Regions from separate parts of the Homo sapiens genome. Here regions 1, 2 and 3 are each linked to region 4. The links are chromatin contacts, found by Hi-C in ENCODE. All regions are on one chromosome and are shown on one strand. The core of a region is the stretch at or near the end of the contact, and the rest is flanking DNA. Distances in the headings are between cores, read along the strand shown.

Evidence for each region. Hi-C counts contacts between places; a loop is a spot of excess contacts on that map. Pooled maps may share reads with other maps.
Region 1: a loop to region 4 is called in a map of posterior cingulate gyrus, with 5 times the contacts of the local background. The contact joins the promoter of IFNB1 here to the promoter of IFNW1 in region 4. A Hi-C loop is called at or near these places in 3 of 168 maps with a recorded cell type or tissue (left ventricle myocardium superior, posterior cingulate gyrus and sciatic nerve).
Region 2: a loop to region 4 is called in a pooled map, with 4 times the contacts of the local background. The contact joins the enhancer-like site here to the promoter of IFNW1 in region 4. A Hi-C loop is called at or near these places in 2 of 168 maps with a recorded cell type or tissue (posterior vena cava and sciatic nerve) and 6 of 50 pooled maps.
Region 3: a map of esophagus muscularis mucosa shows a loop between it and region 4 (6-fold over the local background). The contact joins the promoter of IFNA4 here to the promoter of IFNW1 in region 4. A Hi-C loop is called at or near these places in 1 of 168 maps with a recorded cell type or tissue (esophagus muscularis mucosa).

Annotation. Positions count from the first base shown.
Region 1 is chr9:21,075,183-21,080,117 of GRCh38, reverse strand. IFNB1 (interferon beta 1) reads left to right here and starts at 2,176. Exons shown (of 1, transcript NM_002176.4): 1 at 2,176-3,014. The coding sequence starts at 2,249. The coding sequence ends at 2,812.
Region 2 is chr9:21,093,912-21,098,734 of GRCh38, reverse strand. No RefSeq gene overlaps it. Among named protein-coding and RNA genes, the nearest start is that of IFNB1, 18 kb to the right of the region's middle. RefSeq lists enhancers at 1,951-2,245, 2,143-2,412. Within about 2 kb of position 2,239, at least 10 of the 41 ENCODE cell types and tissues checked have a DNase peak (open chromatin) inside an H3K27ac peak, as active enhancers do.
Region 3 is chr9:21,185,493-21,190,682 of GRCh38, reverse strand. It overlaps IFNA4 (interferon alpha 4), which reads left to right and starts at 3,096. Exons shown (of 1, transcript NM_021068.4): 1 at 3,096-4,065. The coding sequence starts at 3,152. The coding sequence ends at 3,721. It also overlaps the pseudogene IFNWP9.
Region 4 is chr9:21,139,386-21,144,582 of GRCh38, reverse strand. IFNW1 (interferon omega 1) reads left to right here and starts at 2,751. Exons shown (of 1, transcript NM_002177.3): 1 at 2,751-3,951. The coding sequence starts at 3,013. The coding sequence ends at 3,600. RefSeq lists enhancers at 2,797-2,846, 2,937-3,076.

The DNA of each region.
Region 1 (4,935 bases), core at 927-3,426, 64 kb after region 4:
ATTATGAAACAATACTTGTTTACTGGTGGAAAATTGGAAAATACAAAGAATAAAAGGAGGAAAAAAATCACTCTTTAGTTTCACAAGCCAAATCAAGCCACTATTAAAATGGTGGTTTACTTCCTTTTATTAATTTTCTCTACATATTTTTGCATAATCATGTTGTATGTACAATTTTATGTTCTATTTTTCAATATTAACTGGTGTCTTTCAAATTTCCTAATGACAAAAATAATATATGCTCATAATAGAACATTTTAAATGCAAATAAAACAAAATAAATGTTAAAATTTAGTAATATTTATTAAATTTTCTCCAAGTGCACGAAATTACAAATGTAACAACCTAATTCCCTAGTGGCCTAATAACCCTATTTCCCAGACCTCTTCTCATTACAAGGAAAAACTCATATGCAGATAGTTCTAAAGGTATGAAGTGAAAAGATAAAGATTTTTCTTCCTTGCTGCATCCTCACCCCATCAGCATTATTCCCCAGGGTAACTACTATTAATAGATAGTAATTCTACCCAAAGGAAAAAATCATATGCATATAACAGCATCATATGTATACCTTTCTAGTAACTTACAAAACAAATGATAATATCATATCCTTTCTTATGTGTATTGCTCTTTTCACTAAATGTATCTGTGATATGTGTCTATATCAGCTGATTGTCCTTTTTGATGGCTGAATAATATTCCATCTTGTCCACGTGATAGTATTACTTGACAAGCTCCCTGCTGATGGACATTTGTCTTTGTTACTATGATAGTAATATAATCAACATTTATATATGTTTTGTATGTATCTATAATACACATGCACATACACATGCATATTTCTGCAGGGATAGCCATAGTAAATAACTAGTAACGGTATTGCAAGTTAAAGGAACAATCTCATTGCTTGAAATTTTAAATTTTGAAATACACTGCCAATTTTCATGGTCTCTCCTTGTAAGCTAGTTTGGGCTTTCTCACAGCATGACAGGCTCAGGGCAGTCAGACCATCCTGGCCAAAGAGCAGAGTGCCACAGACCACAACTGCTTCTAATCAGCCATCTTCCCAAAGCCTTCTCTTTTTTCTATTAATAACTTTGTATGAGATTCCATCTTAATACTTTTCTGTTGTTTGGTCTTGTAAGAGCTTATTTTTCCTGAACCAGGAAGTGGTTCAGGGCGGTTTTTCTAACTTCACAGAGCTCCCTCTTCTGTTAGCTTTTGTGAAATGGTCAAAAACATAGCAGCCTGCCTTCTGAGTTCTCCATCCCACCCTGGTTGGGCCTTCTCTATCCTTGTCTGTGTTGTTTATATCCTGCTGAAGTGTGATTCCACTTGTGGCAGTTTCTCCTCTGTGTAGGATCAAAAGGGCTGTGACTGGTTGGTTTGAAAATTTCTTATACCCTAGACTATTCCAGTGCCTTTCAGAAGTTTCCAAGGCCCTCTCACACTAATCTATTATCATATTGGGCAAAACTCCTTGCAGTTTCAGCTACTATTCCCTGATTGACTTTTCAGTAAATCTATCTCTCAGTCTTTCAGTATCCAAAGAAGATTGGTTCTAGGACCACCATCCCGCTGCCTCCACAGATACCAAAATCAGAGGATGCTCAATTCCCTCTTATAAAACGTTGCAGTATTTGCATATAATCTGCACATGTATTTCTGTATATTTTAAATCATCCCTAGATTACTTATAATACCTGATACAATATAAATGCTAAATAGCTGTAACACTGTATCTTTAAAATTTACATTATTTTTTGTTGTTGTATTATTATTTTTATTGTATTTTTAAAAAATATTTTCCATCTACAGTCAGTAGAATCCACGGATACAGAACCTATGGATAGGAAGGACCAACTGTATCTTTTAGTGTTTTGAGGTTCTTGAATTCTCAGGTCGTTTGCTTTCCTTTGCTTTCTCCCAAGTCTTGTTTTACAATTTGCTTTAGTCATTCACTGAAACTTTAAAAAACATTAGAAAACCTCACAGTTTGTAAATCTTTTTCCCTATTATATATATCATAAGATAGGAGCTTAAATAAAGAGTTTTAGAAACTACTAAAATGTAAATGACATAGGAAAACTGAAAGGGAGAAGTGAAAGTGGGAAATTCCTCTGAATAGAGAGAGGACCATCTCATATAAATAGGCCATACCCATGGAGAAAGGACATTCTAACTGCAACCTTTCGAAGCCTTTGCTCTGGCACAACAGGTAGTAGGCGACACTGTTCGTGTTGTCAACATGACCAACAAGTGTCTCCTCCAAATTGCTCTCCTGTTGTGCTTCTCCACTACAGCTCTTTCCATGAGCTACAACTTGCTTGGATTCCTACAAAGAAGCAGCAATTTTCAGTGTCAGAAGCTCCTGTGGCAATTGAATGGGAGGCTTGAATACTGCCTCAAGGACAGGATGAACTTTGACATCCCTGAGGAGATTAAGCAGCTGCAGCAGTTCCAGAAGGAGGACGCCGCATTGACCATCTATGAGATGCTCCAGAACATCTTTGCTATTTTCAGACAAGATTCATCTAGCACTGGCTGGAATGAGACTATTGTTGAGAACCTCCTGGCTAATGTCTATCATCAGATAAACCATCTGAAGACAGTCCTGGAAGAAAAACTGGAGAAAGAAGATTTCACCAGGGGAAAACTCATGAGCAGTCTGCACCTGAAAAGATATTATGGGAGGATTCTGCATTACCTGAAGGCCAAGGAGTACAGTCACTGTGCCTGGACCATAGTCAGAGTGGAAATCCTAAGGAACTTTTACTTCATTAACAGACTTACAGGTTACCTCCGAAACTGAAGATCTCCTAGCCTGTGCCTCTGGGACTGGACAATTGCTTCAAGCATTCTTCAACCAGCAGATGCTGTTTAAGTGACTGATGGCTAATGTACTGCATATGAAAGGACACTAGAAGATTTTGAAATTTTTATTAAATTATGAGTTATTTTTATTTATTTAAATTTTATTTTGGAAAATAAATTATTTTTGGTGCAAAAGTCAACATGGCAGTTTTAATTTCGATTTGATTTATATAACCATCCATATTATAAAATTGCCAAGTACCTATTAGTTGTTCTTTTTAAAATATACCTGCAAAGTAGTATACTTTCTGGCCCCTGCCTTTAAGGAATTTAAAATTCAAGAAAGCCATGTGGAATATATAAGGTAAGAGACAATAAGGGGACCTGAACCTTATGGGGGAATAAATATGGCATGAACTGCTGTGGGATTAAAAGAGAAAAGGAAAGCTGGAGGGTCTGGAACTAAACCTGGGGTTCCCATTCCTCCTACTGTGTGCTCCAGATTCTCTCATCATAAAGTTAGAATTGAGCTGGCCATCAGGAATAGCCAGAGGAATATGTCAGCTTTTGTGTTCTCCCTAACCTTCCCACGTTATTTGGGGGATACTTTGCTCCTCGAAAGATTTTTAAATAATTATGTGCCCCCCACCATCCCTGCAAGCTTAAGGGTGAGAAGTCCCATTTACTTCCATGACACTATTAAGCAGCAATCTCTTTATTCTGCTCATCATGGGACAGCCAAGATGTGTGGGTATCTTAGGGGAGCTGTGGGTCCCTGTCTGCTGGCATGGCACAGGCATCAGAGGAAGAAGAACCTTTTTATACCCTAGCCATCTGGTTAGTTTTCTCCCTAGTTTTTCAAAAAACTAAGCCTGCTTCCAGTCCCCACTGCCTTGTTCATACAGAATTCCAGGAATGTCCTGTCCAGTTTTCTGTTGCTCTGCATTGCGGACGCCACATAGTTCCTAAAGCCAAATGAAAGAGGTGCAGCAGTTTAAGTCCAGTTTCAAACCAAGCAAAAAGCCAGGAAACATAGGAGAAAGGGAAGTTTAGGTGGGATAGAGAGGGCATTAATTTTTCCCAGGGCTTACACCGGGAAAAAAATCAAGCTTTTCTAGGAGCTCTTTGGGCACCTGGTCAGCATGGACTGACTGGTTAGGTTTTTGTCTTTGTACCAAAACTCGGGAACTTGGGTTATAGTGGCTATTACTGCCATTAGCAGTTGCTGTTTACTGAGAAATTCTAATGAAATAGGCACTGTGCTGAGATCCCACATAGATAATCGGATTTAATCTTCTCCACAAGCACCCCTCAGGTAGGCACAAGTACATTATTGCCATTTTACAGGAGAGGAAACTAAATCTCAAAGAAATTTAGTAACTGCCCATGGTCACATAATGATTTCATTCAGTCTCTAGTGAATGGAGATTTTAAAAAGAAGTTCAAAGAGAAGCATCATAAAAGTCTTTATTTGTATCTAGGCATTTTTTCCTAGAGCAGTAAAGAAATCTGAATTCCTTTTAAAAGAAGCAGCTTTCAGGAGAAGTAATCTGTTCATTAAGAGTTCCAGAGAAGCTACTATTGTGTAGACAATGAACTCAGGGCTCCCCCTTCCAGTTCAAAGTGGATAACACACACACGGGCTATGCAAACAAGAAATGTCATCATGGGGGGCCTGCTGCCATTGACTCAAACCAGTCAAGCCCCCCTCAAGCTTCATCCTTCCCCCAGCTCTCCACCCCTGCTCTGCCAAAAGCCCTTCTGTAGCCGAACTCCTCTTTTTCCTGGAGTCAAGGACAAGATCAGCAAGTAGCAATGCGGAGTCCAGGCAGTGTCTAGAGCAGCCAAGAGGAAACTAAAGAAATCTCTCTCAGCAATGGGCCCCTATTGTCCACTGCTTTCTCTGAGCTGAACTGCTAAACTGGCCCAGAAACTGGCAAGTTCTTGAAAAGACCTGCTCTACCTCCGTGTTGGGGCAAGAATGACAGGAGAGAGGCCACTTCTGCAGAATTAGAAATACTGTATCACAGCTTAGCATGTCAACCCATCCAGAATGCCAAAAATAAGTCCATAACCAGTAGAAGATAAGTAACAATTAAAATTAATTCCAATAAAAATGAA
Region 2 (4,823 bases), core at 990-3,489, 45 kb after region 4:
CAATGGGAAAAGCCCATGTTGGGACAGTCAACTAGTCATTTGGGGGAAAAAAAGCCTAATCCTTGTGTTACATTCTCACAGATTCTCCTTGCTGCTATAGGCCTAGTTCTACAATAACGAATGTGGAGGCACTACACACCTGCTCGAATGATCAAAGTTCAGAACGCTAATGGTACCAAATGCTGGCGACATGTGCAGCAATGGGAACTCTCTATCATCCTTGTAGGAATACTGCCCTACAGATTTCCAATTATGTGGACTGAGCAAATGTCTTCATTATTTTAGACTCAATTAGCTAAGTTGTCTGTTACTTATAGTAGAAGGCACTCTTAATAGATGCAATAACATTTATCAGAGTTAAACTGGTTCTAGCCTTGGTAGGCTAAGGTATTGCTTTTTAATTAATGTGGGAGTTTATTGGTACCTTGTGAGATCAGTATATTTTTTCCCTTTGTCACATACTAATAATTACATGAACAGATTATCGTATGCTACCATTGTATTCTTGGTTACATTCTAGTTTTTTATTTACAGCACATCTTTGGGTTTCACTTCCTAATATTTAACATGGTACTTTTATCTTCATGTTTATAAAAGTGTCCTATAATTTGTTGGCTGATCTTATTATCTGCGTTGTATGATTTTATTCTCATAAAATGAATTGGTTAGTTTTCCATTTGCTTCTATTTCCTGTTAAAACGGGAACTAAGTATGTTTTACTGAATAGACTTATGACATAATTTGCCACTTTGCTGTCTCTTCAAGGGCCTTAATGAGGAACTATATTAAAATTTAAAGACTTTTGATTATGGATTTGCATTTCTTTTGGATGCCAAGAGAGTCAGAGAAGGGGCAAGAAGACTCACATGTGTTGGGGCTACATTTATCTAAAATAATATTTAATGTTCTTTTCAACATAAATTGTATTCTCTTTTGAATTTTATTTTCCCTTTGTTCACATTGCCCATCAATGTGCTCATGAGATAGGTGGAGCTCAAATTCTTGTCAAGAGAATTCATTAAATGAACCCTCAGCAAACATTGCCAAGACAACTCCTTGATATCTGACAGTCACAAACTCATTGAAGCATATATTGCAGCATTATATTTATTCAATAAACAATACTTAACTTTTTACCATTGGCTACTGTGCTAATGACTGGGGAGACAAAGTTCAGATTTAAAACACGAATCTTCTGGAAAAGAGAGGATAAAACAAAACATCGATTACCGAACAGAATGATGAGTGTTCCGCAAGTGCTGAATTTGCAAAGAGCCATAGGCTCAGAACAGGGCGTAAAATGGAGAGACATCCACAAGTAACTAGCATTTTAGAACTGATGGAAGGATGCAAATGACATTGAAAATTTTGGAAAAGGGGAGAAAGGACAGAGATGTGCAAGTCATTTGAAAGCAAGAGCTAAAGCAAAGAGTTGGCAGAATTGCACATTTTCTAAAAATAAGAAATAAGTGAAAAATGAGAGCTAGGAATAAGACCAAGTTTTCTTCCCTCCAGGGGTCCAGAGTGAGAGATGGGAAAGGCCAACCAGGCCTTGAATGTTCCTACTAGAACTCAAGGAGCAAAATGCTATTTTGGGATGTCATAACGGGGAAAGGAAACAGACCTCTCGTTGCCCAGTTCCCTTATCTGTAAAATTAAGATAACCACAGTCCTACCTCATAAAACTGTGGTGAGGATTAATTGTTTAATTTATATAACATGCTCAGAATGATGCCTGGCACTTAAATAAGGCTGCTTACATGTGAGCTCTCCTATTTGAAACTGATTAGAGGATTATTCCCTAATGTTCTAGGTCTGCAGGAAGGTGAGGTAATTTCAAAAGAACTAGCCAGGAACTTTTTAATGCCAGCTCAACTACTCACAAGGGAGAGGCAGAAAGAGCCATTCACTTGGTGACTGAGCCAATCATTTCGCAGCAAATATCCCAGGATGTAGACAGAAGCACTGCTACCTGGCACACACACCAGCTGTCTACAATGGCACACTTTACCTCTTGGTTCTCTCTACCTTTCGAGGAGCTAAATGTTTTCACTAAAATAACAGAGGCATCTTCCAGGCAGCCAGAAGAATCTTCTGCTTTGTGAAGATAAGCAGCACTTGCCTCAGGCAAGCACCAGGGCAAAGGGGAATACCCGCTCCATTCTTCAATTCCAATTCGACAATTCACATTTAGTTTCCTTTTCACTTGTTGCATCACCCTCATTGTTATTTTTGCACCACCTGGTTCATCGTACAGCCCCTGATGATGAAATAAAAATGTAATTGGTTGTAAGTTTTAATGATGTACAGGGTTTTGGTTTCACTTTGTAGAAGCACCAGAAACTGCTTCCAAGATAGGAAGCACCCACAGAAAAACCAAAAATAGACATGTCCACGTGTTTGTGAAGGGAATGGAGCTGGTGCTTATTCAGCAGCTGCTGTAAGTGTGTTGTCTGTGTATTCTCTTCTTAACCCTAGGCCTGGCTGCATTTACCCCTGAGTATGGTTGTGAGGATTAAATAACATACAGCTCAGAGAAATGCCTGGTATCCAAAGGGAAAAGTAAACCCAGGCTGGAGGGTGACTGAAGACTGTATTGGATAGGGCCAATGTGGAGCTTCTAGCAGAGGGAGTCCAGGTAGCACCTGGTAAGAAATGTTGGGTGGGCAGCTGTAGGGGCCAGGGGAAAATTAGCCCTTTGACCTCTGAAGCTTCACTGAAAAATCATCTGACAAAAGGCAGATTAATAGGCAAAAAGCCATACAAATTAATTGTATAGTAGTTTCATGTGACATGGGAGCCTTCAGAATGAAAGCCCAAAGATACCATTTTTATGCTTAGGTTAATGAAGAATTGGACAGCTATGTAGAAAAATGACTGGACAAAAAGGGCATGATCTAATGCTAATAGACTGAGTGAGGAAGCCTAGCAAGGCCTGTCTGTCTAGATTCTTCTGGGTTTGTTTGTGCAACATTCCTTACTCTGGGAATGGGGCAGGGCCCTCTCTGAATGGAGTTATATTCTACCATCAGATAAGGCAGGTCACATAATTTCCTTATGGTCAGCTTTTACACAGAAAGGCAAGGAGGAGGTTGAAGTAATATGTTTAGGTTTTATGGCTGGCTTTGGGGAAGGGAATTCTGGTTTCTATGGCCTGCCTTGGGAAGAGGGATTCTAGAGAGATTCTAGAGAATAAGGGGCCACAGAGAGAAGGGCAGGAGAAAGTCAGAGAAAGTTTTGCTTCTGAGGCTGCTTCTGTGGCCGTCATTTTGGGGGATTGTTTCCTGAGCCTCAGCACAGCCCTTGTGCGTCCCTGGGCCATCAATCCATTGATGAGACCATTCCAACTGTGGCTGGCGGTGAAGACTGTAGGACCCTCTGGTTGTGTTTGCATAAGGCAGAAGTTGTCATTAGTGTGGGAAAAAAAAGTAGTGCCTTTTCTCACCTATTGCTAGGTTCATGGTTAATACCCCTATAATAAAAGAAGATTAACAAGAGAAAACCATAACTAATTTTTTAAACTAATTTTCATGGGAGACAAGAGGCTTTAGAAATGAAGATCCAAAGACCCAGAGAAACTGTCTATTTTTATGCTTAGGTTTAATGAAAAATGGACAGTCATGTAAAAGCATATTGGACACAAAGGGGATATGAAGTATTGTTAATAAACTGAGGGGGGACTTAGGAAGGCCTGCTGTTCAGATTATTCTTGGTGTCCCTGTGTCTTTATTCCTTTCCTCCAGAAGCAGGGAAGGACACCTGTCACATGGGGGTCTTACGACATACTTTCAGGGGAGATAGGACAGATAATTATCTTATGACCAGCTTTCACAAAGAAAGGTGAGACAAAGTCAGTGAATGACCTTCTTGATTCTGCAGTTTTCTCAATGTCCAAGGTGCCGTTATTTTAATATCATGTCAGGAATCCCGACATTAACAAGACAGGCAGAGCCCCCGTGAAGTGGCCTAGTCTCTCCTGGATTCTTAGGTGACAGAACGGAAACTAACGAATGGATCTAGTCAAAGGCCTTTGACTATGACAAGACATCCAGGATGTGGGAAAGGGAAAAGGAACAGAGAAATGTCTGAAACCAGTGGCACATAGATCTCAGCGGCATGCTCTGCCTCTTCACACGAGGTCGGAGGTCTGAAGGTGGATTCCCTACCCAACTAGCTGTTGGCTTGCGGTTATAAAGCCCAGCATGGAAAGAAGCAGCTTCAGGAACTGAATGAGGGTGAGAGGGAAACAGCAGGTTGAAGAGAGAAAAACAATTCTTCTTTTTCCTTCCCCTGAACTTAGGCTTTTCCTTTGTAATTCCCAAGTTTCACAGGAACTTTCTTGGTCACTGAGCAAAATTTTCCAATGTAATTAAGACTTTGGTGAGATTACCCTTCATTTTATTATTGTGGAGGGTACTGTTTTTGAACGAAGCTCTTCTGCCTTTTGCGTCCTCATTACCTCCCTTCCCCATGCTTTTCCAATGGACTTTTCTCCAAATGCAATCTGAAGCTACACCACAGTCACTACCCATGGTCAGGAAAATTCCACATTTGTTTTCCTGTGATTTAGAGAAGACAACCAATAAAACTAGAGATTAATACTATTATATGCCAAATTAACCACCTAAATAGGCTCTTGTAAATCTTATCAACATCAGCAGTTCTCAACTGTTTCGGTTTCAGAAGCCATCGACACTTAAAAATTGTGGACACATCCAAAAAGATTGTGCTCATGTGTTTCTATTTATTGATATTTGTCATATTAGTATTATAATTCAGGAAGTTTTAAATGTTCACTTAAAATAACAGAAAGACACATATAC
Region 3 (5,190 bases), core at 1,847-4,346, 46 kb before region 4:
AGAAGTAAGGATGAAGACCTGGGGTCTGCTTTAGTCTTTCTTATTTTCTTCCTCTTCCTTACTATGTGTTTATTTCTTCTTTTTCTAGTTCCTTAACTTGTAAAGTAGTTCATTGGTTTGAGGTCTTTCTTCTTTTTTAATATAAGCTTTTACAGCTTTCAATTTCCCCTTTAGCTCTGTTTTCACTGCATCACATACGTCTTGGTATGTTGTGTTTTCATTTTCATCGGTCTCAAGATATTTTCTAAGTTCCCCTCTGGTCATTTTTTTTTTTTGTACTATACTTTAAGTTCCAGGGTAAATGTGCTCAACGGGCAAGTTTGGTACATAGGTATACATGTGCCATGTTGGTTTGCTGTACCCATTAACTTGTCATTTGCATTAAGTATTTCTCCTCTTACATGTTTATCACATTTAGACATACATTTGTTTTCTTTTTGTTCCCATAAATTAAGATGAAAAATCAGACCACTTTTACTTTCTAGGAAAAGTGAAGTGAGAAATATAAATATATTTGCTGTTGTGAATACCACATAGAACCATTGTATAGTCCATTTAAAAATTATATTTGTATTCTTTCATTGACACTAACCTGAATGTGAAAATGAAAGAAATCAAAGTATAGAAAAACCAATTTTCACAGTAAAATACAACATGAAAAATGAATATGCAAAAATTCCCAATACACTCTCAAGCGAACAAAGAAAAAAATACTCTCTCCCCCAGTGTTTCAAAGACTAAGAATAATAACTTGGGCAAAATTGCCCTGTATTCTCAGGGTCTAATAAAAGGATGAGCCCAAAATTCAATAAAAATGTGTTGACTGGATCAACAACTAAATCAATGTACAAAATATACATTTCTGAAATGAAAGCTCCTATTTATGGAAACCCCTGTGCACATTTCACAATGTAGAATATTTTAATTGTTCAATGATATAAAGAATTTAAATGAATTATTTAAAATAATGAATAATAAAATGTGTTTGGTTATTTTCTAAAATTGATCCATTTCATAATTTCTACCTTATATAAACCGGCTCATTTTCTACCCGTGTCATTAAAAGATTATCACATGATTTAAAGCTGAAATTTATAAATGATGGAAAAATGATGTCACAAGTCTTCACAGTTCACATACACATTCTCGGGATTTGATCCAGGGAAGGAAAGCTGTAGGATTATTTGGGGAAGAGAGGCTATTATTCCATACTTTTGGGAATAGCAAATTGTCTGACTCCTATAAACTGTGTGAATTGGAGAGTTTGAATTTAGATATGTGACTCTGCATTTGACACCAGGCTAGTTATTTTCTATTATAACAAAGTAGAGGACAGATTAGAGATGAAGTCATAAATAGTTAATATAGTGCTAGGCAAAGGATGATATTATGCTGCTCTTGCAACTTGAATCCCCAGATCTACATGCACTTAAAAAAAACTAGAATCCCAGTGGTTTTAGCAGTAAACTAAATGGGCATTACTGACTCTCAGTAAACACTGAATGGAAATTTTTGTGATTGTCTATTACAATCCCAGCAAATATGGCCATGAGGAAGCAAAATAGCTTCATTCTTGAACACTTTCCAGTAGAAGAAAAAATGAGAAACTAGTAAAAACTCCACTTACTAAATAGCTGATTTGCTAAAACAGACCTCATTCCATTTAAGGACTCAGTATCTATAGGGCCTACTTATGCAAAAAAAAACTTCTTATGCAAAAAAAAAAAAAACAACAAAAAGGTAGAGCCAGAGTTCAGGATCACTCTGAAAGTTAATTCTTTACATGATAATATTCAATAATTATAAATTTATGAATTTACAACAAAGATGGTCTTTTTTATTTGATAAGAATTGACTTGGATAGGAACTTCTGAAAACCTTTAGGGAATATGAACTTCAATGAAAAATGCCAAAAATAATTTAATTCATAATATTTTCTAAGTCACATATGTTTATTGGAATGACACTTCTTCTAAGGGTACGAAAATTAGTTCTCGTAGTGTAAACAAATCTGACATATTACAATAGTTTGTGACTCTCCAACAATTCTATCCAACAAAATTTCATTGCTTAATATATATCTTTCTCATTGGGTTTTTTTGTGTATGATATGAGAAGCACTGGTATTGAGTTCATGAAGATAAACAAAATATTTGTAAGACCAGTGTTACAAACCTATGGCAAATAGATGACTGTGATTGGAGGACTTTTTGTCCATTTTTTGCTGGATCTTAAGGTCTTATCACAATATGTGGCTTTAACCTGCATATCTTTGGGCTGCCATTGACTATCTTATGGTTCTTACTTATGTTTGATCCTCAGTTCTTCAAGATGTTTTGTAGACTTTGAGAATTCAATGCAAATAGCTTATATTATATGATTTATTTCTAGTAAAGTTATTCAACACATCAATATTTATGTCAAGTGCTGAAAAGAAAAAAGTGTTGGCAACATCTGGATGAATACTGCAGCTGGTGAAGTTTACAAATTATTTTGTCATATAAAGCAAAATTCAAAGCTTCATACACTAAGAGAAAAATTTTAAAAAATTATTCATTCATATTTTTAGGAGTTTTGAATGATTGGATATGTAATTATATTCATATTATTAATGTGTATCTATATAGATTTTTATTTTGCATATGTACTTTGATACAAAATTTACATGAACAAATTACACTAAAAGTTATTCCACAAATATACTTATCAAATTAAGTTAAATGTCAATAGCTTTTAAACTTAAATTTTAGTTTAACTTTTCTGTCATTCTTTACTTTGAATAAAAAGAGCAAACTTTGTAGTTTTTATCTGTGAAGTAGAGGTATACGTAATATACATAAATAGATATGCCAAATCTGTGTTATTAAAATTTCATGAAGATTTCAATTAGAAAAAAATACCATAAAAGCCTTTGAGTGCAGGTGAAAAATAGGCAATGATGAAAAAAAATGAAAAACTTTTTAAACACATGTAGAGAGTGCATAAAGAAAGCAAAAACAGAGATAGAAAGTACAACTAGGGAATTTAGAAAATGGAAATTAGTATGTTCACTATTTAAGACCTATGCACAGAGCAAAGTCTTCAGAAAACCTAGAGGCCGAAGTTCAAGGTTATCCATCTCAAGTAGCCTAGCAATATTTGCAACATCCCAATGGCCCTGTCCTTTTCTTTACTGATGGCCGTGCTGGTGCTCAGCTACAAATCCATCTGTTCTCTGGGCTGTGATCTGCCTCAGACCCACAGCCTGGGTAATAGGAGGGCCTTGATACTCCTGGCACAAATGGGAAGAATCTCTCATTTCTCCTGCCTGAAGGACAGACATGATTTCGGATTCCCCGAGGAGGAGTTTGATGGCCACCAGTTCCAGAAGGCTCAAGCCATCTCTGTCCTCCATGAGATGATCCAGCAGACCTTCAATCTCTTCAGCACAGAGGACTCATCTGCTGCTTGGGAACAGAGCCTCCTAGAAAAATTTTCCACTGAACTTTACCAGCAACTGAATGACCTGGAAGCATGTGTGATACAGGAGGTTGGGGTGGAAGAGACTCCCCTGATGAATGAGGACTCCATCCTGGCTGTGAGGAAATACTTCCAAAGAATCACTCTTTATCTAACAGAGAAGAAATACAGCCCTTGTGCCTGGGAGGTTGTCAGAGCAGAAATCATGAGATCCCTCTCGTTTTCAACAAACTTGCAAAAAAGATTAAGGAGGAAGGATTGAAACCTGGTTCAACATGGAAATGATCCTGATTGACTAATACATTATCTCACACTTTCATGAGTTCTTCCATTTCAAAGACTCACTTCTATAACCACCACGAGTTGAATCAAAATTTTCAAATGTTTTCAGCAGTGTGAAGAAGCTTGGTGTATACCTGTGCAGGCACTAGTCCTTTACAGATGACAATGCTGATGTCTCTGTTCATCTATTTATTTAAATATTTATTTATTTTTAAAATTTAAATTATTTTTTATGTGATATCATGAGTACCTTTACATTGTGGTGAATGTAACAATATATGTTCTTCATATTTAGCCAATATATTAATTTCCTTTTTCATTAAATTTTTACTATACAAAATTTCTTGTGTTTGTTTATTCCTTAAGATAAAATGCCAAGGCTGACTTTACAACCTGACTTAAAAATAGATGATTTAATTAAGTTACCTATCATAATTTTATTCAAGTTATAAAAAAACATATTTTTCTGTACCTGGTTATATGTTGCCTTCAGGATATAAATGTGAACATAAAATATACAGTCCCTCTTCTCTTGTATCTTTTATTTTTGTCAGGAAAGAAATCTAAAAACAATAATAATGCTGAATTAATATCAGTGATGCTAACTGCTATAATGTGAGGAAGTAAAAAAACAATGAATTCCTCTTAGCAGAATGTAGATTGAGACATATCTGGAAATAAAAGCACAGATATTCTCTGTAAACTGACTTCAACATGTAATTGAAAATGTACATTGCAAGTCAGATATGTGAATTTGCAGTTTCCAAGGAATACAATATCTGGACATTCATAACTGGCAATGGAAAGGCCTAAAATGAAGGCTGTCATGTGGGGAGGAAGTGGAGAGGGAAAAAAAGACTTAAACTGGATTCTGAGGACCTTCCACCATTAAAGTGTGGGAACAGAAGAGACACAAAGAAAACAGAGGTGGAATACCTTAACTTTAGAAGGATGAGAGGGAATGGTGATAAAAGTTGATTTAGAAAATAAATGTGCTTAGAAAAAGAATCAATAGACTTATGGAAAATGTGAATTAAAACTGAGCACTATAGCAAGAAAATAGAGGGCAATGCAGAGCTTACTGAGAGCTGGATTGATAGAATTAATCAGCAGAAGCCATACTGCGGTAAGTAGAAGAGTGAATCAAAAAAGAAAAATCAAGATAACACATATAGAAAATTGTGAGATATCTGCCTTTGCAATGGAGGGAAGTAATAAGTTGGTACACCCAAAAATGTGGATTATCTTTTATCTGCATAGTGTTTCCTTTTTGAAAATACATGTCAATGAATAAATTTCATAAATGTGATGCACTGGTAAATCATATTAATACATTTAATATTTTATATATTAAACACATAAAATATAAAATTTACAATAGTAATTGATCATTATTTTGATTAATATTCCGTTAAATGTCAGTAAAAACTGACACATTTGTTTCATAAA
Region 4 (5,197 bases), core at 1,502-4,001:
ACAAACCTTACCCAGTAAACCACTATGTAAAAATAAGGTACAAAATTTTAAAATAAAACAATCACAAATAAGTAAATTAAGGAAGGCTCTTTCTCCCTGACAGAAAAGCAAGGGTCTAACCTCCCTGCACTGTCAGAGTGAGTCAGAGATAGAGGAGGAAAGAACCCTTAGAATTGCAATGACTGGATGAGCAGCTGAAGACCACTAGTTTCTGTAATATAAGCTTCTTTTTTTATTATTATTATACTTGAAGTTTTAGGGTACATGTGCACAACGTGCAGGTTTGTTACATATGTATACATGTGCCATGTTGGTGTGCTGCACCCATTAACTCGCCATTTAACATTAGGTACATCTCCTAATGCTATCCCTCCCCCCTCCCCCCACCCTACAACAGGCCCTGGTGTGCTTCCTTACACCTTATACTAAAATTAATTCAAGATGGATTAAAGACTTAAATGTTAGACCTAAAACCATAAAAACCCTAGAAGAAAACCTAGGCAATACCATTCAGGACATAGGCAGGGGCAAGGACTTCATGTCTAAAACACCAAAAGCAATGGCAACAAAAGCCAAAATTGACAAATGGGATCTAATTAAACTAAAGAGCTTCTGCACAGCAAAAGAAACTACCATCAGAGTGAACAGGCAACCTACAGAATGGGAGAAAATTTTTGCAATCTACTCATATGACAAAGGGCTAATATCCAGAATCTACAATGAACTCAAACAAAGTTACAAGAAAAAAACAAACAACCCCATCAAAAAGTGGGCGAAGGATATGAACAGACACTTCTCAAAAGAAGACATTTATGCAGCCAAAAGACACATGAAAAAATGCTCATCATCACTGGCCATCAGAGAAATGCAAATCAAAACCACAATGAGATACCATCTCACACCAGTTAGAATGGCGATCATCAACAAGTCAGGAAACAACAGGTGCTGGAGAGGATGTGGAGAAACAGGAACACTTTTACACTGTTGGTGGGACTGTAAACTAGTTCGACCATTGTGGAAGTCAGCGTGGCGATTCCTCAGGGATCTAGAACTAGAAATACCATTTGACCCAGCCATCCCATTACTGGGTATATACCCAAAGGATTACAAATCATGCTGCTATAAAGACACATGCACACGTATGTTTATTGCGGGACTATTCACAATAGCAAAGACTTGGAACCAACCCAAATGTCCAACAACGATAGACTGGATCTAGAAAATTTGGCACATATAAGCTTCTAATGAAAGACAACATCATCATTGATCCCCTGTGCCCACCTGAGAAACACTGAGGATAACAAATGTTCAATAGCTTACGTAAAAGAATTGAACAATAAAAACCGTGTCAGGATTCCGAGCTGGGATACTGACACAGCCAGTGGAGCACTATTGACCTCAGTAAGCAAATGGTGGAAAATTATTTGACTAATGAAGGTAAAATGATTATAATTGGGTAATCCTTCCACCTTCCTTAGACAAAAGAAACCTTTGCTATCAGTACCTGAGGGCTGTCGAAACTTTTGATACCTGGACACATGGGTCAGGAGGAAAGGAGGTCGCCACTGAGAGCCAGGGTCCTCCAGACAAACACTCTAGGGGCACCGGCAAGGGTCTTGGAGGGTTAGTTGCTTTGCTCACAAAGTAACCACTACCCTCTCACCAAAAGAGTTCTGAAGTTATCAGGATGTTGTGAGACTGCTCCCTGGGAGCGAGTCTGGAAGAGTTTGGGTTGAGAGTATTTGTTACTCTAGAGGAAAAGGTATTACTAGATGTGATAACTACCTTGTGTGTGAGGAGACGCTGGGAAAGTAAAATATCTGCGAATTAGAATCTCTACATCCATATGCGCTTGTAAAGAATCAGGATTCCAGCTGGGATATTGACAGATAGGGGAGCACTATTGACCTCAGTAAGCAAATGATGGAAAGAAAAAGCAGTGTCTATATTAATCTTCACCTTGTGGTCCCAGTGAAGCGTAACCACATGGACCTGCATGAATGTTTTCTAGAAGGAAGAAAAATGTCAGAGAAGCTCATTCGCTAATCATCATCATCCTCTGTTGTGAATAAAACAGCAAACAAAACTGCGTTTTTGGCTCATATCTGTAATTCCAACTACTTGGGAGGCTGAGGCAGGAGGCCTCAGCTTCAGGCCAGGAGTTTGAGACCAGCCTGAACAACATAGTGGGACCTCATCTCTAACAACAACAACAACAAAAAAATTAGCCAGGCATGATGGTGCACACCTGTTGTCCCAGGTACTCAGGGGGCTGAGGCACAGAGATTGCTTGAGCCCAGGAGTTAAAGGCTGCAGTGACCTCTGATCATGCCACCACACTCCAACCTGGGTGACGGATTAAGACCCCATCTCTAAAAAACAAACAAACAACAGCAAAATGCTGTTCTTGGTTCTAAAGAGCTTATTTGCTGCAGATGATCTGGTAAACCTGAAGCAAATATAGAAACCTATAGGGCCTGACTTCCTACATAAAGTAAGGAGGGTAAAAATGGAGGCTAGAATAAGGGTTAAAATTTTGCTTCTAGAACAGAGAAAATGATTTTTTTCATATATATATGAATATATATTATATATACACATATATACATATATTCACTATAGTGTGTATACATAAATATATAATATATATATTGTTAGTGTAGTGTGTGTCTGATTATTTACATGCATATAGTATATACACTTATGACTTTAGTACCCAGACGTTTTTCATTTGATTAAGCATTCATTTGTATTGACACAGCTGAAGTTTACTGGAGTTTAGCTGAAGTCTAATGCAAAATTAATAGATTGTTGTCATCCTCTTAAGGTCATAGGGAGAACACACAAATGAAAACAGTAAAAGAAACTGAAAGTACAGAGAAATGTTCAGAAAATGAAAACCATGTGTTTCCTATTAAAAGCCATGCATACAAGCAATGTCTTCAGAAAACCTAGGGTCCAAGGTTAAGCCATATCCCAGCTCAGTAAAGCCAGGAGCATCCTCATTTCCCAATGGCCCTCCTGTTCCCTCTACTGGCAGCCCTAGTGATGACCAGCTATAGCCCTGTTGGATCTCTGGGCTGTGATCTGCCTCAGAACCATGGCCTACTTAGCAGGAACACCTTGGTGCTTCTGCACCAAATGAGGAGAATCTCCCCTTTCTTGTGTCTCAAGGACAGAAGAGACTTCAGGTTCCCCCAGGAGATGGTAAAAGGGAGCCAGTTGCAGAAGGCCCATGTCATGTCTGTCCTCCATGAGATGCTGCAGCAGATCTTCAGCCTCTTCCACACAGAGCGCTCCTCTGCTGCCTGGAACATGACCCTCCTAGACCAACTCCACACTGGACTTCATCAGCAACTGCAACACCTGGAGACCTGCTTGCTGCAGGTAGTGGGAGAAGGAGAATCTGCTGGGGCAATTAGCAGCCCTGCACTGACCTTGAGGAGGTACTTCCAGGGAATCCGTGTCTACCTGAAAGAGAAGAAATACAGCGACTGTGCCTGGGAAGTTGTCAGAATGGAAATCATGAAATCCTTGTTCTTATCAACAAACATGCAAGAAAGACTGAGAAGTAAAGATAGAGACCTGGGCTCATCTTGAAATGATTCTCATTGATTAATTTGCCATATAACACTTGCACATGTGACTCTGGTCAATTCAAAAGACTCTTATTTCGGCTTTAATCACAGAATTGACTGAATTAGTTCTGCAAATACTTTGTCGGTATATTAAGCCAGTATATGTTAAAAAGACTTAGGTTCAGGGGCATCAGTCCCTAAGATGTTATTTATTTTTACTCATTTATTTATTCTTACATTTTATCATATTTATACTATTTATATTCTTATATAACAAATGTTTGCCTTTACATTGTATTAAGATAACAAAACATGTTCAGCTTTCCATTTGGTTAAATATTGTATTTTGTTATTTATTAAATTATTTTCAAACAAAACTTCTTGAAGTTATTTATTCGAAAACCAAAATCCAAACACTAGTTTTCTGAACCAAATCAAGGAATGGACGGTAATATACACTTACCTATTCATTCATTCCATTTACATAATATGTATAAAGTGAGTATCAAAGTGGCATATTTTGGAATTGATGTCAAGCAATGCAGGTGTACTCATTGCATGACTGTATCAAAATATCTCATGTAACCAATAAATATATACACTTACTATGTACCCACAAAAATTAAAAAGTTATTTTAAAAAAGAAATACAGGTGAATAAACACAGTTTCTTTCCGTGTTGAAGAGCTTTCATTCTTACAGGAAAAGAAACAGTAAAGATGTACCAATTTCGCTTATATGAAACACTACAAAGATAAGTAAAAGAAAATGATGTTCTCATACTAGAAGCTTTAGGTGCAAATGATGTTGAGAAAGAAAAATATTAGATGTCCTTTTTGAGGTGCCTGGGAGACATGAAATTGCAGAAATCTTATGCGCAATTGGGAATATGGGTCTAGAGTGAACAACAAATCCCATGGGCAAAGGTATTAATTTAAGATTCTTTATTGCATGTCTGGTAACAAGGACATAGGAATGAATGTAGTCACTTATAAACAGAGGAGACAATGAGATGAGGACATAACCTTGTCCTGCAGACCCTCAACATTCAAAGGTAGAGCAGAGAAGGAGAATATGTAAAGGAGCCTGAGGTAAAGTTGCCAGTGCAATTAGAAAGAGAAATGGGAAAGAATGAGGGAGAGTCTAATGAGGGGAAGACAGTGGTACTTTCAGGGAAGGTGAGGGCTGAGCTGTCCTACTGAACCTGGAAACAGACTCCACTGATGACCTTAGGAGGATCTGGTTTAGTAGAATGAATGGGATAGAAACACGATTGGAGTAAGTTGAAGAGGAAACACAAAAAAGAGAAATTAAGAATACTGCGTATAGAAAATTATTTGGGGAAGTTTGTTTGTCAAGTGGAAAAAGGAAATAAGGTGGCATCTAGAGAAGAATGTGGATTAATGTTTCTTGTATTTTTTTTCATGTTTTTTGCAATATGTTTTTAAAGAATTATTTTCAGAGGGCGGGCGCAGTAGTTCATGCCTGTAATCCCAGCGCTTTGGGAGGTCGAGGCAGGCTGATCGCAAGATCGGGAGATAGGGACCATCCTGGCCAACATGGTGAAACCCCGTCTCTACTAAAAAAAAAAAATGCAAAAATTAGCTGGGCGTGGTGGCG